3 separate regions of the Homo sapiens genome follow, and regions 2 and 3 are each linked to region 1. Evidence: chromatin loops called from intact Hi-C (ENCODE). Cell type or tissue: dorsolateral prefrontal cortex. All regions are shown on one strand.

Region 1 (2,500 bases):
GGCCTGGCGCGGTGGCTCCGCCCAAAATCCCGGCACTTTGGGAGGCTGAGGCGAGCAAATCACCTGAGGTCAGGAGTTCAAGATCAGTCTTGCCAACGTGGTGAAACCCCGTCTCTACTAAAAATACAAAAATTAGCTGGGCTTGGTGGTGGGCGCTTGTAATCCCAGTTACTTGGGAGGCTGAGGCAGGAGAATTGCTTGAACCTAGGAGGCAGAGGTTGCAGTGAGCCAAGATCACGCCATTGCACTCCTGCCTGGGTGGCAAGAGCGAAACTCCATCTCAAAAACAAAATAAAAAAGACTTTTGAGACTTTGTCAAAACTTCGCAATAATGTACGTGCTTCCAGGCCAAGGCAGGTGGATCACTTGAGGTCACGACTTCAAGACCAGGCTGGCCAACATGGTGAAACCCCATCTCTACTAAAAAGACAAAATTAGCCGGGCGTGGTGGTGAATGCCTGTAATCCCAGCTACTCAGGAGGCTGAGGCAGGAGAATCACTTGAACCCGGGAGGCGGAGGTTGCAGTGAGCCGAGCCAAGATCGCGCCATTGCGCTCCAGCCTGGGCAACAAGAGGGAAACTCCGTCTTAAAAAAAAAAAAAAAAAAAAAAAAAAAGGTCTTCAGAGTGACTTTAGTCCATTATGACTGGCGTCTACACAAAAGGGGCGATTTGGACATAGGGACACACAGGGAGAACAGTATGTGAAGATGCAGGCAGAGATCAGAGTGAAGCTTCTACAAGCGAAGGAAGGCCAAAGTTGGCCCGAAATCCACCAGAAGCCAGGAGACAGCCTGGGGCGGTCTCCGTGGGAGCCTCCGAAGGAAGCGACCTTCCCGACACCCTGACTTTGGACGTCTGCCTACTAGAACTGTGAGGCCATATATTCTGTTGTGTGGCCACCTACCTTATAATACTCTGCTGTGGCCGACCTGGGAAACTAACACAGCGGGTCGTTACTGTCAGACCAAAGGTTCCAACTTATAAACAGAATGAAACATTTCGTAAGTTGAGTTTAAAGAAAATGGATTATTTAAAATGCACATGGGCCCCCCGCCCCACATTAAAAAAACAAAAAACAAATACAAGGCGGAGGTTGCAGTGAGCCGAAATCGCGCCACTGCGCTCCAGTCTGGGCGACAAGAGCGAGACTCCGTCTCAAAAACAAAAACAAAAGCAAGAAAACAAGCCCGAATGGTATTCTCTACCACTTAATTCTGAAAGTATGTAGATTCGTGTTTTCGTCACTCAGAGAATGAAAATTAGCGTTTGTTTGTCTAAGAGCTCTAAGACGGGGTGAGAAGTGGAGGAAGAGGTCCAGAGGAGGAAAGAAAACTGCTCGCCCGCGCCCGCCCTGCAGCTGCACGTGGGTCGCCCTAAGCCTGGGTTCGGAGCTGATGGCGCAGGTCCCAGGTGCCCTCTAGCGGCTGACGTCAGTCACGGCGCCCCGGCCCCGGCGCGCCCCGTCCACTCTGCCCACTCGGGACGCGTGGCTTGAAGTCCCGGGAATGCCACGGTTGCACCCACAAGGGTCGATCAACTCGGCTTCCTTCAGGAGACCTGGACTGACCACCCGCTGTGTGCCAAGCACTGTTTAGGTGCTGGTAAAATAGAGCCCACTGCTCCTGGAGTTCGCTCTAGCGGTGGGAGGCCGACGATTAGCAGCGGGAATAAGCGATGGAGGGGGGTCGGGCCGGGAACCGCAGGGATCCTGGGTGCGGGTTGCGATTGCAAATGGGGGCATCGGGTAAACCTCGCTGAGTAAGTGACATTTAAGCAGCGACCACGACGAGGAGGAGGAGCTTTGACATTGTCTGCAGGAAAAGTGGTCCAGGAAGAGGAACAGAAGCGCAAAAGCCCCAGCACAGGAGCAAGGGCCAGGGAGGAGGCGGAGGGGCTGCCGCGGAGGGAGCCGGGCAGGGGTGCAGGAGGGCAGAGGGGAAAGGCGCAGGTCCGGTGGTGTCTTTCAACGGGATGTTACCCTGGGCGTAGGGTTGTCAGATACAGCACATGTATTCTTTTAGTATAAGTATGTCCCAAATATGGCGTGGGACATACTTACACTAAAAAAAGTTTCATTGTCCTTTTGCAATTCAATTTTAACCCGGCATCTTGATCTATATTTGCTAAATTTGGCAGGCCTGTTAGGGCTGCAACAAAAGGAGAGAGTGTGAGCAGAGAAATGACTTGATCTGACTGTTTTAAACCCATGTGACTCTTACCTATTGCTATGCCAGAGAGTGTGCTAGGTTCTGGGCATTCATTCAGCTGTAAGCAAAATGGACAGGATGCCTGCACCCCCACCAGTGCTCTGTGAGAGGGCTTTACCCCTTTGGCCTGCTCATCTATCCTTGTCCTTTGGACACAGTAAAGTGCTCCAGACTTCAGGACGCTTGCCCAGCCTCCCAGCACACCACCTAATCTTCTCCGTTCCCTATAATATCCGCCTTCCTTGTTATGCGGAGAGCTCCATCAGGATGGGGATTAGGTTTCTTTGACTC
Region 2 (2,500 bases), 540 kb before region 1:
TTTTTTGATCCAATAAGGGAACTCTAATGTAGAATTTTTATTCAGTGTAATTCATTTTAAATAAATAACAGTATACTAAAGCAGAAGATTATGGTACTTAGGTTTTTTTCTAATGTCTTGGGAAAATTTTAAAAAGTAGAGTATTTTGGTTTTTTTCTTAGTTTTCTTTTACATATTCAGTGGAAAAAAGTGTAGTCTCATAAGATCTTGGTTAAAAGGTCAGTGGTAAAAAGTATAGCCTCATAAGATCTTATTTTAATTAAAGCACTTCAAAATAAGATTTCCATTTAAATACAGTTATGCATCACTTAATGAGGGGGTACGTTCTGAGAGCTGTGTTGTTAGGCAATGTTGTTGTTTTGTAAACATGATGGCATGTGCTTAACACAAACCTAGGTGGTAGTCTGCTACACACCTAGGGCATATGGAATAGCCTGTCACTCCAGGCTACACACCTGTACAGCATGTCATTTAACTGAACCCTGTAGGCACCTGTAACACAATGGCAAGAATTTGTATATCTAAACATAGAAAAGATACCATAAAAATATGGTGTTACAATCTAAGGCACCACCATCATTTGTGCAGTCTGTTGTTATCTGAAATGTCATTATGTGGCAGTGACTGTAAAGGTTTCTCTGTGATCTTTTATGCTTTGTGTTTCTTAATTTATTTTGGGAATGTTTCTCAGTAGAGCATAGCTACATATATATTTAATATGTTTTATAAGATAGGGTTTGTTTTGAGCATGTCTTGTTCTGTGCGAGCACTGTGTTGAGGATTGAGGAGATAAAGACCTGTTAGGAACTGAAGTAGTGGCTGTTTCCATCATTTTTGAAGTGTAGCACCTGTTGCTTCTGGACATCCAGTGTACTTGGGAGTAACTTGGCCCCCACTCAGTTAGATCTTATTGTCCTTGAGTGGATGGGACAAGATGGAACCCATTTCATGTAAAGAGCCACCTGGAGCTTTGGGTGAGAAAATCAGATGCTTTAAAGCGTCTAGGGAGACACGGGCTTACCATAAAATTATGGAGTTCCAGAAAGCACATTGGACCCTAGGGTGTGTATCATGGTTAAAGCCAATAGATAAGATCAGCATTCCTCTCCCTCTTCAGTAAAAGCTTCGCTACGGTATATGCAATTCTAGAAAGAGCTCATCAAGCAAATGATATGAAATCTAAAATTTTCCAGTTCAAGAAAGAAGCTCAAAGTTCCTACATTAAAGCAACAGCAGGGTGAATGGCAACTTATAGCCCTGCCATGTGATGGTGGAAAGGTTTCCACCTGCATCCTTAGCGGAGCTGAGTGAGTCAGTCTGCCACCAACATGAAATGCGGTGATGTTTTCCTAAATCACAGGGAAGATTCATCTGGAATATTTCAATTCGAAGATGGGTCTCCAGTGTTTCCTTAAACACTGGGTACCTGCCAAAGGGCAGGGCACAGCGGTGTCTGGTTTAGCACAGTGTCCTCTCTAATCACCTCACACGTTCCTATCAGTATGTTGTTTTAAGCAGAGACTCTCCAGTGCTCCTGCAGTGAAGGAAGTGCTGCTTCCCAAATCCAAACAGCGTTGTCATCTTCATGTTCTCCACCTGGGGGAGTGAGAGAACAAGCCTAGAAATTAAGCTCTCCAGAAGGGGAAAAAAATGCTTTATTAAGGGCATTTGGCTTTTTCTTCATCTCGTGTGTGTGTGTGTGTGTGTGTGTGTGTGTGTGTGTGTGTGTATTTTTTTGAGACAGAGTCTCACCCTGTCGCCCAGGCTGGAGTGCAGTGGTGCGATCTTGGCTCACCACAACCTCCGCCTCCTGGGTTCAAGCTATTCTCCTGCCTCAGCCTCCCAAGTAGCTGGGATTACAGGTGTGTGCCACCACACTATCTTGTATATATTTCCTTAATATAAGATTGAGCAGCTGGGCACGGTGGCTCATGCCTGTAATCCCAGCACTTTGGGAGGCCCAGGCGGGTGGATCATGAGGTCAGGAGTCAAGACCAGCCTGGCCAAGATGGTGAAACCCTATCTCTACTAAAACTACAAAAATTAGCTGGGCTTGGTGGCAGGCATCTGTAATCCCAGCTACTCGGGAGGCTGAGGCATAAGAATTGCTTGAAAACCTGGGCGGCAGAGGTTGCAGTGAGCTGAGATCACACCACTGCACTCCAGCCTGGGTGACAGAGTGAGACTCCATCTCAACAACAACACAAAAATGGCCCCCAAGAGATTAATTTCAGATACCCTGCAGCCTGCAGGTGTTAGCTCTGACCAAGGGCTGGCATGGCCCGGTGGTAATATCAAATTACTAAGGGGCTCTGAAGGGGTTAGACCTGCCCTGGCCAAGATGTTTGTTGTTTGCTGCATATGGCTATTTTAAATTTAAATTTAAATTAATGAAAATTAAAATTATGTAAATAATTCAGTCCCTCAGTTGCACGGGCCACATTTCAAGTGCTCAGTAGCCACATGTGGCCAGCAGCTACTCTGTTGACCAGCAGATGTG
Region 3 (2,500 bases), 270 kb before region 1:
CATTGCACTCCAGCTTGGGCAACAGAACAAGATTCTGTCTCAAAAAAGAAAAAAGAAAATCAGTTTCTTTTTTTTTTCTTCAAGAGTTGAAAAGTACCTGATATTAAGTGATTTTTTAAAACCATTCATCTTCCCTAGAATTTTTTAGCAGTCTTTGTTTCCTTTTCACTTACTTACAAGATGTTTTTTAAGACTTCAAGTGCTGTGAGCCAGAAGGGAGCTAAGAAATTCTCTAAGCCAGTGGCTCTCATAGTGTGGCTCCCAAACCAGCAGCAGCAGCAGCCTCCCCAGAACTTCTTAGAAATGCAGGTTCCCAGCCGGGCACGGTGGCTCAAGCCTGTAATCCCAGCACTTTGGGAGGCCGAGGTGGGCGGATCACAAGGTCAGGAGATGGAGACCATCCTGGCTAACACGGTGAAACCCCGTCTCTACTAAAAATACAAAAAAAATTAGCCGGGTGTGGTGGCGGGCACCTGTAGTCCCAGCTACTCAAGAGGCTGAGGCAGGAGAATGGCGTGAACCCGGGAGGGGGAGCTTGCAGTGAGCCGAGATGGCACCACTGCACTCCAGCCTGGGCGACAGAGCAAGACTTTGTCTCAAAAAAAAAAAAAAAGAAATGCGGGTTCCCAGGCCCTGCCCAGGCGCACTCTATCAGGACAGGGGATGGGCCCAGCAACTGGCCTTCACAAAGCCTCCAAGCACTACACGTGGGGTTGACAGCAGCTGATCAAATCTCAACTTTTTCTTATGGGAAAAAGTCACGAAAAGCTAAGAAGACAAGAAAAGCTAAGAAGACAAGGGCATTGCTGAAACTCACAGCTGGTTAACAGGACAGAATCAGGAGGGATAAGCCAGGCGAGCTGGGCGGGTCTGGAGGGAAAGCCAAAGCCAGGCGAGCTGGGCGGGTCTGGAGGGAAAGCCAGGCGAGCTGGGCGGGTCTGGAGGGAGAGCCAGGCGAGCTGGGCGGGTCTGGAGCACACTGCAGGCACCACAAGGCTCGGGGTAATCCCAGCCACATGGTGGCAGTCACAGGCCAAGGGACACTGTGGTGACCAGTTTTCTGAGTTAAGAGGGCAGGTGGCACCCCCTCCTGGAGCGCCTCTCGAGCACGCACTCATTCATGGTCGGGCTGAAAGCCGGCCGGGGCTTGGCCCAGGTCTCACAGTGAACCCAAACCCAGGGTCCTGAAGAGCCTTCCTTGAGTCTTTGGACTCGGGCTGCTGGTTCCGTTTTTTTTTTTTTGCTTTGAGACTGAGTCTTGCTCTGTCACTCAGACTGGAGTGCAGTGGTGCAATCAGAGCTCACTGCAGCCTCAGCTTTCTGGGCTCAAGCGATCCCCCCACCTCAGCCTTCCAAGTAGCTGGGACCACAGGTGCCACCACCACACCTGCCTTTCTAATTTTTTGTAGAGATGAGGGTCTCACTATGTTGCCCAGGCTAGTCTTGAACCCCTGAGCTCTAGAGATGCTCCCGCTTCCGCCTCCCACAGTGCTGGGACTGTGGGCGTGAGCCACTGTGGCTGTCTTGCTGGTGCTGGGACTGTGGGCGTGAGCCACTGTGGCTGTCTTGCTGGGTCAGTTTTAACAGTCATGTTCTCGACCTGGTAACAATTCTTATTCTGTATCTGTCTCCTTAGCTTTCTGGTCAGGCCATTGTCTGTGCTTTAAAAACATACATGACTGGCCAGGCATGGTGGCTCATGCCTGTAATCCCAGCACTTTGGGAGGCCAAGGCGAGCAGATCACCTGAGGTCAGGAGTTCAAGACCAGCCTGGCCAGCATGGTGAAACCCTGTCTCTACTAAAAATACAAGAAAAAATTAGCCAGGCGCGGTGCCACATGCCTGTAATCCCAGCTACTTGGGAGCCTGAGTCAGGAGAATCACTTGAACCCAGGAGGCAGAGGTTGCAGTGAGCCAAGGTCACGCCACTGCACTCCAGTCTGGGTGACAGAGCGAGACTCCATCTCAAAAATATATATATACACACACACACACATATATATATACATACACATACGTATATATATATACACATATATGTATATATACACGTGTGTGTGTGTGTGTGTGTGTATATATATATATATATATATATGTACACACGGCTGAGCACCTTCCAGATTTTGCTGCAGTTCCCAGTGTGGACTCACTCACCATGTGGCCTTTACGTTCAAGTCCCTTTTCCCTCTGTGATTTCTTGCCCGTCCCCTCCCTCCTTCCTGCTGCGACTGTGGGACTGTGGCCCAGGTGTGGACATGATCAGTAAAATGCTGAAGATGCAGATGTTGGAGGATGAGGACGACCTGGCCTACGCAGAGACTGAGAAGAAGACGAGGACAGACTCCACGTCCGACGGGCGCCCTGCCTGGATGCGGACACTGCACACCACCGCGTCCAACTGGCTGCACCTCATCCCCCAGACGCTGAGCCACCTCAAGCGCACCGTGGAGAATATCAAGGTAGCTGGGAGGGTGGCGGGCCGGCCAGGTCTCAAGGTCCC

The links. A loop is a pair of places that touch in the nucleus more often than their neighbours do. Peaks named below come from ENCODE experiments on the same cell type or tissue, not always from the same donor. Only the 100,000 strongest peaks of a DNase experiment are listed, where the experiment ranks them.
Region 2: it touches region 1 in a loop (3.0-fold over the local background); 15 of 110 quality-filtered maps call a loop at or near these places.
Region 3: it touches region 1 in a loop (7-fold over the local background); 20 of 110 quality-filtered maps call a loop at or near these places.

What each region holds. Positions count from the first base shown.
Region 1 is chr14:102,312,951-102,315,450 of GRCh38, forward strand. No RefSeq gene overlaps it. Among named protein-coding and RNA genes, the nearest start is that of TRI-AAT5-4, 2.9 kb to the right of the region's middle. RefSeq lists enhancers at 1,233-1,733, 1,627-1,706. In dorsolateral prefrontal cortex, CTCF peaks have their summits at 1,434 (motif pointing left) and 1,647; a DNase peak (open chromatin) is centred at 1,381; H3K4me3 peaks cover 1,412 bases; H3K27ac peaks cover 1,529 bases.
Region 2 is chr14:101,769,536-101,772,035 of GRCh38, forward strand. All of the region lies in intron 2 of PPP2R5C (protein phosphatase 2 regulatory subunit B'gamma), which reads left to right. Among named protein-coding and RNA genes, the nearest start is that of PPP2R5C, 9.1 kb to the left of the region's middle. In dorsolateral prefrontal cortex, a CTCF peak has its summit at 1,550; no DNase peak of the experiment used is centred here; H3K27ac peaks cover 1,501 bases.
Region 3 is chr14:102,045,570-102,048,069 of GRCh38, forward strand. It overlaps DYNC1H1 (dynein cytoplasmic 1 heavy chain 1), which reads left to right. Exons shown (of 78, transcript NM_001376.5): 73 at 2,248-2,459. Among named protein-coding and RNA genes, the nearest start is that of HSP90AA1, 40 kb to the right of the region's middle. In dorsolateral prefrontal cortex, CTCF peaks have their summits at 1,020 (motif pointing right) and 1,219; DNase peaks (open chromatin) are centred at 992 and 2,482; H3K27ac peaks cover 1,864 bases.